2 separate regions of the Homo sapiens genome follow, and region 1 is linked to region 2. A link is an interaction called in ENCODE POLR2A ChIA-PET data of the cell type or tissue named here. Cell type or tissue: Panc1. All regions are shown on one strand. Links, peaks and the distances in the headings refer to the core of each region. The heading gives the core; the rest is flanking DNA. Region 1 holds the start of MIR2278 (microRNA 2278). Region 2 has its middle 19 kb from the start of AOPEP.

The links. ChIA-PET counts read pairs that join two places held together with the same protein. Peaks named below come from ENCODE experiments on the same cell type or tissue, not always from the same donor. Only the 100,000 strongest peaks of a DNase experiment are listed, where the experiment ranks them.
Region 1: POLR2A ChIA-PET joins it to region 2 with 5 read pairs; 4 of 35 experiments call an interaction of 5 or more read pairs at or near these places.

The regions. Positions count from the first base shown.
Region 1 is chr9:94,809,527-94,817,859 of GRCh38, reverse strand. The region is part of intron 5 of AOPEP (aminopeptidase O (putative)); the gene reads right to left. It overlaps MIR2278 (microRNA 2278), which reads right to left and starts at 7,898; the gene lies at 7,803-7,898. In Panc1, for the core only: no CTCF peak of the experiment used is centred there; no DNase peak of the experiment used is centred there; H3K27ac peaks cover 3,079 bases.
Region 2 is chr9:94,703,556-94,711,888 of GRCh38, reverse strand. No RefSeq gene overlaps it. Among named protein-coding and RNA genes, the nearest start is that of AOPEP, 19 kb to the left of the region's middle. In Panc1, for the core only: no CTCF peak of the experiment used is centred there; no DNase peak of the experiment used is centred there; H3K4me3 peaks cover 565 bases.

The DNA.
Region 1 (8,333 bases), core at 292-8,291, 110 kb before region 2:
TCCTGAGATTTTCTCTTCTCATGCTTCTTCCTCATACTTCACATGAAAGCTTAGGGAACTCTTTGGACCCAGCAAGATAGGCATCTTAGATACTGCCCTCCGGAATGCCAAATCTAGGCCTAAAGTTCTTAAGGGGCCCCTTCAAGGTCCTTGGTTTATTGGCCATGCTAAATCACTTCTGTTCCCAACTTTTACTTGAGGATAAATATTCGGATGGATATTGGCATGCTTGCTGCTTTCAAATTATGCCATAACTCGTCCTACTAGACCTCAAAAGCCTTCTCATTTTCAAAGCCCCAGGAGCCAAGGATGCCTGGGCAATGCTAGGGCTCCAAGGACACCTGGACACTAAGGCAGCCAGCCAAGGGAACAAGGATGCTTGTCTCTCAGGCATGGCCATGGAGCTGGCCAATTGTAAGCACCACACTCGTCCATGCAGCATTTCGTAAATACTGGGACCAGTCCCTCCATGAGGGAATATGTTAACTTTCCTCTTCTTCTTCATTTCATGCCAAAGACAAGTCAAGGCCTTTCTTTTAGAACATAGGGTACAAGGGCCAGGTGTGGTGGTTCACGCCTATAATCCTAGCACTGTGGGAGGCCAAGGCACACAGATTGCTTGAGTCCAGGAGTTCGCGACCAGCCTGGACAACGTGGCGAAACCCCATCTCTACAAAAAACACACAGAAAATTAGCCAGGCATGGTGGTGCACGCCTATAGTCCCAGCTTACTCAGGGGGCTGGGGTAGGAGGATCACCTCAGCCTGGGAGGATGAGGCTGCAGCGAGCCATGATCGTGCCACTGCACTTCAGCCTTGGGTAAAAAAGTGAGATCCTAAAAGGAAAAAAAAGGAAACAGAATGCAGTACAATGGTAAGAGAACATGACCCTAAATTGTAATACCATTTTGCAATTAGATCTTTTTTATCAATGTCAGGAGAATTGAACTGAAACACCATGTGCACAGGCCTTCGTGGCCCTGTTAGAACCTTGACCGTTGCAGGAACTGCTGCCTTTGTTAGACTCACATCCCTTTAGGAGAACGAAATGGGAACCAGATATCCTAGATGATACCCTTTTTGGGAATATACCTCTCATAGCCTTCCCCCACCTCCTAACCCAGACCTAGGTCTAGCACTCCCTGCTCCTCCCTACCACCCAATTCCACCTCCAACTCCCCAGTCTTCTTCTAGCTCCACCATCTCCAGCCCTTAGTCTCCCGTTAGCCCACCTCCTTACCAACCTATATGCCCTCCCTACTGAAGGAACAGAGCCCTGCCAGGGTCACCTACAGTGGCATTTCCTACCTTCCTAACCATTCTAAGTTATGCTCACTTAGGGAGGTGGCCAATGGGGATGCTGGGACCATCCAGGTGCATGTACCTTTTTCAGTGTTTGATCTAGCATGATGTAGCCAAAGGTTGGGCCAATTTTTAGAGGACCCAACTAAATTCAGGACGAATTTCAGGCTCTCTCACTCTCACCTGAGTTAACTTGGTGAGTTATTCATATTACCTCGTCCACATGTTGCACCCTGGAGGAAAAGCAGTGTATCTGCGTGGAGGCCAAGGCTTATGCTGACAACTTATTAGCTGGGGACCCTGAACTATACACTGTGGGGGCCATGCCTGTGCCTAACAATGACCCCAACTGGAACTATCTACAAGGCCAGGCTAATCCAAGAAAAAGAAATTGTATGGCAATTTGGTTAGTGGAGAGAATAAAAAATGTACACTAAGGCTGTGAACTATGATAAAATAAGGGAAATAAGGAAAGGATGAAAACCAAGCTTTGTTCCAGGGTCACCTTGTGAAGGCCCTAAGAAAATATATTAACACTCACCTCAGTACTGATGCTGGCCAAATTTAACTAGGGACACACTTTATAAGCCAGTCAGCACCCAACATCAGGAGAAAATTACAGAAATTGTCTTTGAGACCCCAAATACCTATTAAACCAAAGCTTGATGAGGCTTTCCAGGTATTCAGTAATAGGGACAGGGCTGAAAAGGCTGAAAGGACCCAGTGTGGCAAACAATGGGATAGATGGCAGGCCCAAATGATAGCAGTTACTATGAGCAGCACCCTGCAACCTCAGGGTCATCCAGAGAGATGCTTCACCCATGGACCAAAAAGGCCTAACAGCAACCGTGCAGGCAATGGTTGCTGCTTCAAGTGTGGGAAGCCAGGACATTGGGATAAGATCTGTCGCAGCCAGGGGAGCCCACCCAGATGCTGTCCTCACTGCAAGCAGGGGAGCCATTGGAAAAGGGATTGCCTTCAGCTCCAAAGGAATAGGAGGATACCCAGTCCATAATGGCCATAACTGAGGCCTGAAGGGGCCCGAGGTTCTCGGCGGCTCCCATAAAAGGCCTGGTCATCATAACTGAGGAGCCTCAGGTGACTCTTGACATGGCAACTAAGAATATCAATGTCTTAATTGACACAGGGGCAAGTTACTCTGTCCTAAATGGCCACTCTGGGCCCTTATCTTCCAAAAGCTGCACTGTCATGGGTGTCAGTGGCACCCCAAAATCAAAACACTTTACAGTGCCTCTGAACTGCAGGCTAGGAAACTATATGGTAACTCATGAATCTCTAGTTATGCCACAGTATTCTACTCTTTCATTGGGATGGGACTTCCTAGCCACCCCTGAGGCCACTTTACATTTATCAGGCCCTGGGTGGGGGGCCCTCCTTTTTGGCAGTGTTGTTTCCTAAGCCAGCCTCGGAATGACAGGAGATCCATCCCAAAATAAGGTCTCAGACCCACAAATATGGGACCAAGAAAGCCCTGGCAAAGCAATTTATGCTCAGCCAGTGATCACCTCTTTAAAAGACAAAAATAATTTCCCACACAAGCGTCAGTATCCTCTCAAACCAAAAGCCAAGCAAGGACTCCAACCTCTAATTGACAAGTTTTTAAAACATGGCTTCCTGATTCCATGTCAGTCTCCTTGTAATACTCCTGGTCCTTCCTAACCAAAAACCAAACAGAGTACCGTCTAGTTCAAGACTTGAGAGCCATTAATGAGGCTGTAATTCCCTTACGTCCGACAGTGCAAAATCCTTATGCCATACTTACCCGAATACCGGGAGACCAACTGGTTCACAGTATTAGATCTTAAGGATGCTTTCTTTTGTATCCCTTTGCATTCTGACTCTCAGTATTTGTTTGCTCTTGAGAGGACTAATCCTGGAACTAATATTACCCAGCAGCACACCTGGACAGTACTGCCTCAGGGCTTCAGGGATGGCCCTCACTTGTTCAGAAATGCCTTGGCACAAGAGTAAAAGGAGCTAGAGCTAGAAATGGGGAGTCATTCTCCAATATGTGGATGACATCCTTGTATGCAGTCCCACTAAAGAGGACTCAGAGAAGAATGCCATTCAAGTCCTAACCTCCTGGGAAAGTCCTAACCTCCCTCTTTGGGTATCAGGTCTCTCCATCCAAGGCCCAGATTTCTAAAACCAAAAATTAAATACCTGGGGTACATCCTAAGCCCAGGAAACCAGACCTTCTCCACAGAGTGAAAGGAGGCTGTCTAAAAGGTGGGACTGCCACAAATGAAGAAGCAACTCAGAACTTTCCTGAGTACAGCAAGATTTTGCAGGATTTGGGCTCATTATTAAGCCATCATATGAGGCCCCAACAGGGCCAGAGCAGGAACCAATTGGAGGTGTTTGTGTGGTAATAAACCACACCTATTAATCTTATATTAACAATTCAGGATTAAACTGCAAGTTTGAAAGATTTACCAACAGACTACCTTGCTACATAATTTCAATAACCCCACTGCTCAACATAGATATTCCACCCCTTGGTTCAGAAACCCATAGAGATAGAAACCCCAGCCCCCCTTGTGCATGACTCTCTCTCTTTAGTACACCAAACTCCCTTTTCTTGAGTGTGTACTTTATCTTCCAACTTGTCCTTGAATTCCTTCTTGTGGCGGTGTCAAGAGCCTGAACACAGCCAGGGTGGAGGTCCCTCGAGTATCAATCTCACATTGCATCCTATGGGGAGCAGAATATGAAATGTTCTTGGTTGTCTGGGGCTTGCCCTTGCTCATGCTCCAACCCATTTCTGCAGCTCAGCTCAAGCAAACAACTCACCATTAGGATCCACCTGCCCTGTGCTTCAGAGGCCAAGAGCTATAGAAGCCCAGGCCCTGATCCACTGTCAGCACCTGCTGGGACTCATTACCCTGCATGAGAAACTCCTTAGGGAACCAGAAAGCACAGCTTGCCCTTCCTGGTGGGTGGAAAATCATGGGAGGGGCAGAGCAGAGAGGTCTCTCTGAGTAGCAAGGATTCCAGGTCTTAGCACAGGCTGGTGAGGGGGAGGACAGGGCTAGTCTGGAAGGAAGTTACAGGAAGCCTGTGATAGCAGGGCTGTGGAAGGACCTGGAGCTTGTTTGTGAGAGGAGACATATCTGAGGACACCCCGAAAGCTATAAAGTCAGGTGGTATCATCATCAAAGAATCTGAAGGTCAGAGGTGGACCTTCATCAAACCAGACACTGTCAGGTTTACTCAAAGCAACCAAGATCTTTAATCTGAAGAAAGTGAGTTATTTTAGATTATCAGGTCCAGAGAGACATTAAAATGAGGGAGCAATCACATCTTACCCCTCCCTTTGAGCTATGCACTCATCTCTTGTAACTGTTTGCTACTGCCAGAAGTAGCTATAAATCAACCTAATAATGCCACAGCAGACTCTATAACCCACCCTATAGCTTAACAACGTATAGCCAATCACTAATCAATGTTATTTCGAAAACCCACGAGAATTCCTAATAAACCACTTTGTACAGCCCACTCCTTGTCCCCTTTTTTTTTGCCTCTAAAAACCTGCTTGTAACAAAGGCAGGATGGAGCTCATATCCAAGGTTCCTTGGGTCTGAGTTTTCCAGGCAGCCATCCTCACTTTGGCTCAATAAAACGCTTTAAATTATATTTGGTGCTTCAGCTTCTTCCTTTTAGGTCTACACCACTGACTCCCCTTCCCAATCCTAAGGTCTAACTGATGCTTTTGCTTGTAAAACCAAAAGGGAAGTGTCCCTTTGTAAATTATTCAGGGCTGTGGGTGTAAACAACAGAAACTCAACTCAACCAGCTTTGACCAAATAAAGTCCTTATTTGAAGGCTCAGAGACCCATAGGAAGGGCAGGGGCACAGAGTGAATGCCATTTCTCTCCCTTACTCTGCTTCTCCTACATTCTCTGACACCAGGCTCCTCCCAGTGATAGGAAACATGGTCCAGTCATTCTCATACCACACATTTCTCAGCCTCCTCTACTTGGCATTCTAACTGGGAAATCCCAGGGCAGGATGTGTGCCAAAGGTAAGTAATAAGATTCCCTTACAGAGGTGCCCCTCAGGCAGGGGGTATAAAGAGAAAGTGGTTTGAGTCCCTTGGAGCGAGACAGTGTGATGCACTTCTATGGCCTTGGGAAGACTTCCGGATTCTGGGGAGGACAGGTTGGCAAGCACTGGTCTTCCTCTTAGATTCTAAGTCAGATCTCAGCAAGATATCTAAGGGGCCAGGCAGGGACCCTCTCCTTCATATGTTCCCGTAAGCCCACCAAACAGTGGAGCACATTGCTGGTGGTGTTACCCATTAGAGAAGTAAATATCTAGCTCTGGGCCTACTTCTTCCCAAGTTTAAGGAAGTATTACAGAGTGAGAAGATGTGCACGTGGTCCTAAGAACAAGCACCCTTTCCCTCATCTCTACCTTTAGAAACATAGTACAGGAAAATCCAAGCCTCATGATCTAATTAGTACAGGTCTCCTTCCTTGGACAAGGAAGCTGAAGAAGAAGTGTTCCCTGGATAAGGGACCATCAATTGTACTCTCAAATAACTTGAAACTATCGAAGTGTTGGTAGGCAGGAGGATGAATCCAATAGGTTCCTTTCATCTGTCCATTTATTCTCCTCACCCCAACTTGCCAGCACAAGCATGTGTGGCCTTTGAGGGTACGGGAGACACTCCAAGTTTAAACAGGTAAAATTCAGAGAGATGAACCTGGACCATCGGAAAGGTTAGAATAATCCTAAGAAGTTCTCCCCAGACAACACTTAAGCTGAGGAGATGCCGCCTCTGGGGGCTGCACCTGAGTGGTTACCGGGACAGGCACAGGGGCCTGGGCAGGCTTTCTGGGTGCAATTTCCTGCAGTGGCCTGGAGACTGGGGCCCAGTCCCCTACCAGGCAGTGCACCCTGCTGAGCTCTGGGACCCAGCATCTCCTGGTTGCTTACAGCTCTGCAAGGAGATATCAAAGCCAGGATAAATGGTTTGAAGCCAAAGTGGTGGTGGGGGGCAGCTGTGGTAGAGAAGGGATTGCTGATGGGGAGTGGAGAGAGCCCAGACGGAAGAGGTCTGGGGGCAGGGAGGGAAAGGCCAAGGGAGAAGAGAAATCAGAATTAAATGAAAACAGGGTTTGTAGCTGCGCCCCTCTCAGTAAAGTTCTGCCATGCATGCATTAACCTTCCATCAATGAAAACAAAATCCAGGGACCTCATGCCTGCCTGCTGGGGCATATAAAGCCTAGGGGACATAATATCTTCCAGGTGGGTGTGCCCAGAAGCACACATTGGTACTTGACAAGTCATTTAAAACTGACTGTCAAGGTCAAAACAACACCACCTGCAGGCACAACTGAAATGTCTTCATCCATTCCCCCGCTCTGAGTTCTCTGTTGTTGTTGTTTTAAACTAAAACACAGTTTGAGCAGCAGACAAGCCTGACAACTGTTCAAACATATGTATGTGCAACTTATTAGCTTGCAAATGGAGATATCTGGAAGCTAAAGACATGTGACAGGGGTAGGGGGCAGGTTAGCCACTGACTCTGAGGGGTCAAAGGAGGAGGTCCTTTGATGGGCTGAAGGAAGAAGGCCTTCAGTGATGGAACCCACTCCTGATGGAGTATTTGAAAATGATGCTTTTCACTGATGACACACAAAACAGAGGCAGTTATTATGAAAAGAAGGGGCCCCTGCCCTTGAGATCTGTTTATTTTGCAATTAACAAGGGTTAAAGAGGCCCCCTTCTGAAACTTTTGCTTGGGGGCCTAAAATTTAAACACCTACTACTGCCTAGGTGCCCACAGAGTCCAAGAAAATCCAAGCCTCATGATCTAACTAGCTCTTACATCAAAAAGAAAATATACATGTATTTTAAATTGCTGAACGAAACTGAATCACCCCCATGCCTTGTTGAAATAAAAAACCTGATTAAAGGCCAGGCGCAGTGGCTGACGCCTGTAATCCCAGCACTTTGGGGGGCTGAGGTGGGTGGATCATTTGAGGTGAGGAGTTCAAGACCAGCTTGGCCAACATGGTGAAACCTCATCTCTATTAAAAATACAAAAACGAGCCAGGTGTGGTGGCGCGCACCTGTAATCTCATCTACTCGGGAGGCTGAGGCAGGAGAATCGCTTGAACCTGGGAGGTAGAGTATGCAATGATCCGAGATTGCGCCACTGCACTACAGCCTGGGTGACAGAGCGAGACTCTGTCTCAAAAAAAAAAAAACAAAAAAACCCTGATTAAATCAAATGTAGGGGCCCTAAGACATTCTGCGGGTTATTCTAAATCACCCCCTTACTTTTCCAGAGAAGAAAATTAGGCCAGGGAGGCCCAGTGACTTGCCCAAAGTCCCCGCCTGTGACTGGATGCAGTTCCTAGGAAGCACGGCCTCCTTCTGAGCAACAGAAAAGCAGGAAGCCTCACCAGGGAGCTTTCTCACCCATTCACCGGCACGCTCCAGCCTCTTCCTGACCTTCTTACCTGTGACATGACGGCAGGGTCTGGAGTCAGTGCAAGCTGTCTGGGTGATACCAGTCCACACAGTCCCCAGGCAACACACACTGCTCTCCAACACCTGCAGCACAATCAGCTGGGAAGACCTGTTAGCCTTCCAGATACCAAGACTGCGGCTCAATTCACTGAGTCAGTCTCCAGGGTAGGGCCCAGGCAGCTGAAGGGAGCCCAGGGCACGTGCCAATTCTTTGGGATAAAAGTGACAGAATTTACTTTCATAATTGTTTTTTTCTCATCCTTTTACATTTTCTATTTTGTGTATGTGTTTTATAGTGTACCTAATATATTAACATTGTACTAAATGCATATAACTTATAAATAAATAAATATAGATATATGAATTGGGTAATTGCTCAAAAAGAGGTCTATAAACAGAAAAGCATGGGGGCCTCCTGCACCAAACTGTGAGTCCCAAGAGGGCAGGACCTGTGCTTCCTCACTGCTGTAAAGCAAAGCCCTTGCCCAGGGCCTGACGCATGCAGGTCAGGTCCTCACTCACCACTGA
Region 2 (8,333 bases), core at 255-8,254:
TCACTGCAGTCTCGACCTGCTGGGCTCAAGCGAAACTCCCACCTCAGCCTCCCAAGTAGCTGGGACAACAGGCACACGCTACCACACCCAGCTAATATTTTGTATTTTTTGTGGAGATAGGGTCTTGTCATGTTGCCCAGGCTGCTCTCAAACTCCTAGGCTCACCAATCCGCCCACTGGGATTACAGGCATGAGCCACTGCACCTGGCTATATTCCCTTATTATCAGATCAATTTAACGTGCATTTAATAGGTAACATGGCCCTGTATCTGTAGGTACAAAGGAGCAACTTATGACACCTATTTGGTCCATGACTTTGGTCAGAAGGTAAGAACTCCAAAGAGTGAAAAAGGAATAAATGGCTGGGCGCGGTGGCTAACAGCTGTAATCCCAGCACTTTGGGAGGCCGAGGGGCGTGGATCACGAGGTCAGGAGTTTGAGACCATCCTGGCCAACATGGTGAAACCCCATCTTTACTAAAAATGCAAAAATTAGCCAGGCATGATGGTGTGTGCCTGTAGTCCCAGCTACTGGGGAGGCTGAGGCAGGAAAATCTCTTGAATCTGGGAGGCAGAGGTTGCAGTGAGCCAAGATCGCTCCACTGCACTCCAGCCTGGGCAACAGAGCGAGACTCCGTCTCCAAAAAAAAAAAAAAAAAAGAGTTCTAATTCCTCCTCCACATCCTCACCAGCATTTCCTAGGGCCAGTCTTTTTTAAATTTTAGCCATTTTAATAAGCATGTTGTAATATTATCAGTGATTTTAATTTGCATGTCCATAATACGAACGGTATGTAGCATCTTTTCAAGCCTTATTTGTGCATGTGGTATATGTGCAATCCATATACCCTCTTTGGTGAAGTATTTGTTGACATCTTTCATCCATGTTTTTGGGGTTGTTTTCTTATTACTGAGTTTTGAGAATTCTTTAAGTATTCTATATACAAGTCTTTAATCACATATATGCTTTGAAAATATTGCTCCAGTATTTGTCTTTTTATTATTGTATTGTATTTTATTTCGTTTTTTTTTCCGAGATGGAGTCTTGCTCTGTCGCCCAGGCTGGAGTGCAGTGGCATGATCTCAGCTCACTGCAACCTCCACCTCCCGGGTTCAAGCAATTCTCCCACCTCAGCCTCCCAAGTAGCTGGGATTACAGGTGTGTGCCACCATGCCCGGATAATTTTTTGTATTTTTAATAGAGACGGGGTTTCACCATGTTGGCCAGGCTGCTCTTGAATGCCTGACCTCGTGATCCACCCGCCTTGGCCTCCCAAAGTGCTGGGATTACAGGTGTGAGCCACCGCGCCCGGCCTTGACTTTTTATTGATCTAAAATATTTTTCAAAGAACATTAGTTTGGCTGGGCACAGCAGCTTATGCCTATAATCCCAGCACTTTTGGAGGCCAAAGCAGGAGGACCACTTCAGTCCAGGAGTTTGAGATCAGCCTGGGAAACATAGTGAGACTCCATCTATACAAATAAAAAACAAATTAGCTAGGTGTGGTGGCACACACCTGTAGTCCCAGCTACTCAAGAGGCTGAGGTGGGAGGATCACTTGAGCCCAGGAGGTTGAGGCTGCAGTGAACCCTGATCACACCACTGCACTCCAGCTTGGATGATAGAGCAAAACCCTGTCTCAAAACAAAGAGCATGAGTGCATGAGTTCTTAATTTTGGTAAAGTCCAGTTTATCAATTTTTTTCTCTTATGACTCATACTTTTGGGGTTGTATCTAAGGAATCTTTGTCTAACCCATAGTGACAAAAATTTTCTCCTACACCTTTTTCTGGAAGCATTATAGTTTTAGGTATTACATTTAAGTCTATAATACATTTGAAGTTAATTTGTGTAAAGGAAGATGGTCAGCAGCAGGCAGCTGTGTAAGGCAGATAGCGAATCAGCCACACCAAAAACAAGATGGATGGAGGTGGAGAACTGGAAACTGTGTCAAGGGCGACCAAGCCCTGTTTCTGGTTTGAGAAAGTCCCACTTATATTTGAAGTGGATGCAGAGGCAACAGAAAATTATGGTTTTTCACTACAGAAAGGAAATGTACCCAGCATACACAACCTGGCTCTGCAGGGAGTATACATATGGTCATAACGACGTGGGTGCTTGATTACTGATTTCACTAAAAGTAATAGAAAACTCCAAAGGGAGAATGAGAATAGTTAAAAGACTAAATCTTCTTCTTTCTTCTCTCAGAAGAAACTCAATATGTAATGTCCAAAATTGAGAAATCAAGACCTAACAGCAAGAGACTATTTTGAGTGATCGAAAGAGAACTCCAGGGAGGGCGGCTTCTGCTGGCTACTCGGCTCTAGGTACTGAGTGGATCTAGGGGATCAGGAGGGAGCGTGGCAGAAGCCAGCTGCGTTTCACTGTCAGCCTTTTAGTATTGTTTGATTTTATTTTAACAATATATATGCTATTTTGCTTAAAATAAAAAAATAGATGGCCGAGCACGGTGGCTCACTCCTGTAATCCTAGCACTTTGGGAGGCCGAGGCAGGCGGATCACGAGGTCAGGAGATCGAGACCATCCTGGCTAACACAGTGAAACCCTGTCTCTACTAAAAATACAAAAAATTAGCCGGGCTTGGTGGCGGGAGCCGAGATCGCGCCACTGCACTCCAGCCTGGGAGACAGAGTGAGACTCCATCTCAAAAAACAAACAAACAAACAAACAGAAAAATAGATTTGGAAATACAGGTATTCTTATCAGAATTTGATAGTTTTGTGTTTTTTTGTGTTTTTTTGTGTTTTTTTTTTTTAGTAAAGTTGAGCCTTTTTAGTTCAATAGTCTAGTGAAGGCCAGAGCTAAATGAAGCTTTTCAAGATGATTAAATCAACTAAGTATAGAAAATGGTCCTTTAATTAATTGACTAACTGTTGGAATTATAAATATCACATAGCCCCACAAGTAGGGTTGCCAAATTTAGCAAATAAAAATAAGTATGTCCCATGCAATATTTGAGATACTTATACTTTAAAAAGTATTTGTTATTTCTCTGAAATTCAAATTTAATTTAGCAGCCTAAATTTTTACCAGCAACCCTACCCCAAAAATAGTAGGAGTCATGAAAATTGCTAGAATGGGACATAACGGGGAATGAGAAGTGGAAGATTTTTCACTTACACATCCTAGATGAAGGTGGCCCGGTATTGATCTCAAGATATTTCTGAGTGAGATCCCAGTGGTGAGGTACATTTTTTTCCTTTGTTCATTCTAGTCTTCCATGCCTCCTATAACCAGTTATAGCAAGTGCATTTGTAATAGAAAGTGGTCAAGTTGCAATCATAGAAAATGACTGTTGGCCTTCTAGGAAGATAATGAACAATTTTTAAGGGCTAAACCATAGAGCAATCAGAAATGGAACAAGCATGCATTTCTGTTACTTTTACTTAATCCCAAAAGTGCAGTGTTGTGGGCATTCCTGAGCGGGAGAAACTTAGGTCTGCAGTTTTATGTTTATTGCTTAGTTGTGACCCTTCCATCAGATTCTCCTCTTCTATAAATGTAAATATATTTTTTTAGTATCATTATAGAAAATTTTAAACATGTGCAAAAGGAGATGAAATAGTTAAATGAACCTCCATGTATTCATCACCCAGCTTCAATAACAATCAATTTATGGCCAGTCTTGTTTCATCTATACTCTTTAATTCTCTCTGGCTATCTTGAAGCGAATTTCAGACATCATCTAATTTTATGTCTAAATATTTCAGCATGTATTTCCCCCTTTTAAACATAACTATAATATCATCATCATACACTCCAAAATCAACAATAATTCCAAAAAACATTTAAATAAAACTTGCTAGGCCAGGCATAGTGGCTCACGTCTATAATCCCGGCACTTGAATCACCTGAGGTCAGGGGTTCCAGACCAGCCTGGTCAACATGGTGAAATCCTGTCTCTACTAAAAATACAAAAAAATTGCTGGACCTGGTGGCACATGCCTGTAATCCCAGCTACTCGGGAGGCTGAGGCAGGAGAATTGCTTGAACCCAGGAGGTAGAGGTTGCAGTGAGCTGAGATCACGCCATTGCACTCCAGCCCAGGCAACAATGCGAGACTCCGTCTCAAAAAAAAAAAAAAAAAAAAGAAAAGAAAAGAATAAATAGGCGGGGCGCGGTGGCTCATGCCTGTAATCCCAGCACTTTGGGAGGCCGAGGCAGGCGGATCACAAGGTCGGAGATGGAGACCATCCTGGCTAACACGGTGAAACCCCGTCTCTACTAAAAATACAAAAAATTAGCCGGGCATAGTGGCAGGCGCCTATAGTCCCAGCTACTAGGGAGGCTGAGGCAGGAAAATGGCGTGGACCCGGGAGGTGGAGCTTGTAGTGAGCTGAGATCGCGCCACTGCACTCCAGCCTGGGCGACAGAGCGAGACAACGTCTCAAAAAAAAAAAAAAAGAATAAATAAAACTTGCTAGATGAAACAGAAATGATGATGTTATAGGATTTTAGCCAACACAATACTTCCCGGTATTAATTAAACAATGTGGACCAGTTTAAGTACCGTCCTGATACCATTTCAGAGAGGGTAAATTCAAACACTTGAGTAAGGTATTAAAATAGCTTGCCATTTTCCAAGGAGCTATTAATATTGTTCATTCATTCATTTATGGATCCAACAGATGTTGATTGAATACATACTATATCTTGTTAAGCACAGGATACAAAGATCCACAGGATCTGCCCTTTGCCCTGAAGACATTGTGAAACAAACAGGTTTACATAAGTACGTGGAATTCAAAGCAGAAGGAATTAGCCACAAATAAGGGTCCAAGTAGAACTAGCAATTGAAAACAGTTCCAAAGGGTGTGCCTCTATCCCGAGGTCGGCAGTGGAGGGTATTTCACTGGAGGGGGTCAGCATGAACAAAAGCATAAAGAAGACAAAGTATCCTAAATGACTCATTCTTCAAGAACGAAGATAGGCCAGGGTGCGGTGGCTCACACCTGTAATCCCAACACTTTGGGAGGCTGAGGCAGACAGATCACAAGGTGAGGAGATTGAGACCATCCTGGCTAACACGGTGAAACCCCTTCTCTACTAAAAATACAAAAAAAAATTAGCCAGGCATGGTGGCACACGCCTGTAGTCCCAGCTACTCGGGAGGCTGAGGCAGGAGAATTGCTTGAACCTGGGACGCGGAGGTTGCAGTGAGCCAAGATTGCGCCACTGCACGCCAGCCTGGGTGACAGAGTGAGACTCCGTCTCAAAAAAAAAAAAAAAAAAAGAGCGAAGATGAGGCCTTCCATATCTTTGCACATGATGTGCCCTGGCCTGTGACACTTAGCCCAGAGACTGATGCACAGTGAGGCTTCAATTAATATTTATTGATGAAATGACTGTAAAATGTACCTTTTACCCAGTAATAATTAATTCTCAGCCCGTCCTAAAACTCCTACATCATACTGTAATTTTTTCATACACAAAGACTGCCACAGAGCTCCTGCAGCTTCCATCAGAAAGACATAACCACTGAATTTTTGTACAACAAGGAATCGTGCTGAACATTTTTGGAAAGATGCTGCCTCCCTTATGCTCTGCTTCTTTTCATGTGCCTAAGTGGTTAGTTGAATTTTTGCTGGTCTCCTTTATTAGTTTAAAACATAACCAGAGCATCTGTGGTCCCTCAGTTATCATGACCTGCCCATTGGCCTTGTAATGAGTAGATATGAGATTTGCTTCACTGACCATTTTCTCTAAGAATAAAAGCCAGAGTCAAGCTTTACTGACTACATGATTAAAATTTATTGCCACTGAAAGGATTTTTCTCGTGTGTGTGTGTGTGTGTGTGTGTGTGTGTGTGTGTATGTAAGACAGAGAGAGAGAGAGTTGGATGAGCTCTAAATTAAAACTTAAATAGCTCTCTATACCCTTCTGAGTAAGATTTACTTCTATCTATTCCACAAGAGAGAAGGTCTGCATATTTGCCAGCCGGCCAGCAGTGTAGTAAACGTTATGTGGAGTTATTTTCCATATCGTTGTGTTTATTTATATAAGCCCAATTAGACCCTTTTAAAGGCTTAACTTAGTGTGGCTGCTGCAGACAGCTAGTTTACACCAAGTCCGTCTTGGCAAGACTTGAAAGCAAACAGTAAATAGCGTAAACAATTGTATGTGATTATACACTCCTAAATAATGTGCATCTGGGATGACAAACCAAACTTATTAAACAGACAACAAATAGCTGAGGTAAATATCAAATATGTTAACTCTACCAAATACAGAGCTGGATCTCGTCAAAGCCTTATTAACGCGGCACAGCTGGATTAGAATAAAAGAGCCATTTAGACTTAAAAGCAGGGGATCTCCAAGTTAGAAAGTCTGGATTCTGTTCCCGTCTCCATCACTAATTCACTAAGTGACACTGATTATTACTTTGATTTTTGCTTGTATTTTCCCATCAATAGAAAGGGAATTTCAGGACTGTTCCTGAGAGCTGGAGAGAATGGTTGCCAGATGCCTTCCCAGGAAGGGAACGAAAGAGAGCTGCTGTCTGGACGCCTCCTGCCTTGCTCTGCCATCTCCCAGACCTGATACCCCCTGGAAAAGAGAGTTGGCCTGGGCAAACATGGGTGAGGAGATGACAGCTGAAAGTCAGGTCACCACTGTGACCATGGCCAGCTCTGGGGACTCGGCTTCAGTATGGGGAGGTTAGATACTGATGACCAGCTCTACTTCTAACAGCTAGTGGGAGGGGAGGGAAGTAGGGACCCACCAGAGACGTTTGGGACCATACATGATTATGAGCATCTTTCAGTCTTCTCTCACAGAACTTGATTCTAATAGAACTTGCTTTAAAGCAAGCATTGCCAATCAATTCTTGTTGCCTACCTCGCACACCAGGTTCCCACTATTCTCTAGACAGAAATTTTCAACTTAGCTGCAAAGAAGAATCACCCAAGGATATTTTTTAAATCCTAATGTCCAGGCTGTACTCCCAGCCTGGGAGTGGGACTAAATCTCCAGGTTTTTTTTTTAAGTCCCCTGGGTGGTTACGAAGTACGACCAAGGTTGAGAGGAATTGAACTACTAAATCAGTGACCATGATTTAAAGCAGTGGTGCTCCTTAACCTTGAGGATGCACTTGAATCACCTGTGATGATTTAAATGTCACGTCTGCGTTAGCTCCACCCAGGCAATATGTTTCCAAATAGATCTCAAATGCAACACTCGTATTAATTCAGGCCACTAGCATGTCTTTCCTCCACCTCTGCAACAGGGTCTCTATTTCCATGGCACCTAGAACAAGCCTTTGGAGCATAAGTCTGGTCATTTATTGCCCTTCTCTCAATCTTTCAATATTTCTTGTAACGAAGTCCAAATTCGTCTGCCCGCTGCACGACAGACAAGGAGACAGGCCAGGCACGGTGGCTCATGCCTGTAATCCCAGCACTTTGGGAGGCCAGGGCAGGCAGGTCACCTGAGGTCAGGAGTTCAAGACCAGCCTGGTCAACATGGTGAAACCCCATCTCTACTAAAAATACAAAAAAAAAAAAGTGGCCAGGCATGGTGGCGGGGCACCGGTAATCCCAGCTACTCGGGAGGCTGAGGCAGGAGAATCGCTGGAACCCAGGAGGCAGAGGTTGCAGTGAGCCAAGATCACGCTACTGCATTCTAGCCTGGGCAACAGAGTGAGACTCCATCTCAAAAAAGAAAAAAAATACAAGGAGACAAGGAGTTGGAGCAAGGAAGGCGACTTTATTTCTGAGAGCCAGCAAGCCGAGAAGATGGGGGACCAATATGCTGAAGAACCACCTTCAGTCCAAATTTCAGGCCCTTTTAATGTTAAGGGCAGAGGGAAGAGGAGGGGCTTGCAATCAAGAGATGAACAATGACTACAGACAATTGGGTTCCAGTGAGGGTCCAGGGAGGCTGGGAGCTTCTTTGTCCTTGTCAGGTCAAAATGCTCCTATAAATCTTTAACAAAACATAGTTGTTTACATACTTCCCCTTTGATCCCAGAGTTAGTTTAAAAAAACTGCATGATTGCTGTTTTTGCATTTTATCTCAGCACTCTAAAATTATCCTAGCCCACATGCAGAAATGAGTAAAGGACCCCTTAAACGACAGTGGAGTGAGTTATGTTCTGCTGTTTCTCCGCTGCATTCCGGACTTGCCAAGCACGTTTTCATCTTGGGGTCTTTATACTTGCTGTCCCTCTCTCTGTGTGGAAGATTTCCTTCCAGAGCCACACATGGCTGGCTCCCTTGCTTCATTCAGGACTTTGCCCCTCACTGAATGCCTTTCTTGATCATGCCTATCTCAAATTTCCCTTTGTTTTGTCCCCTTGCCCTGCTCTATTCTCTTT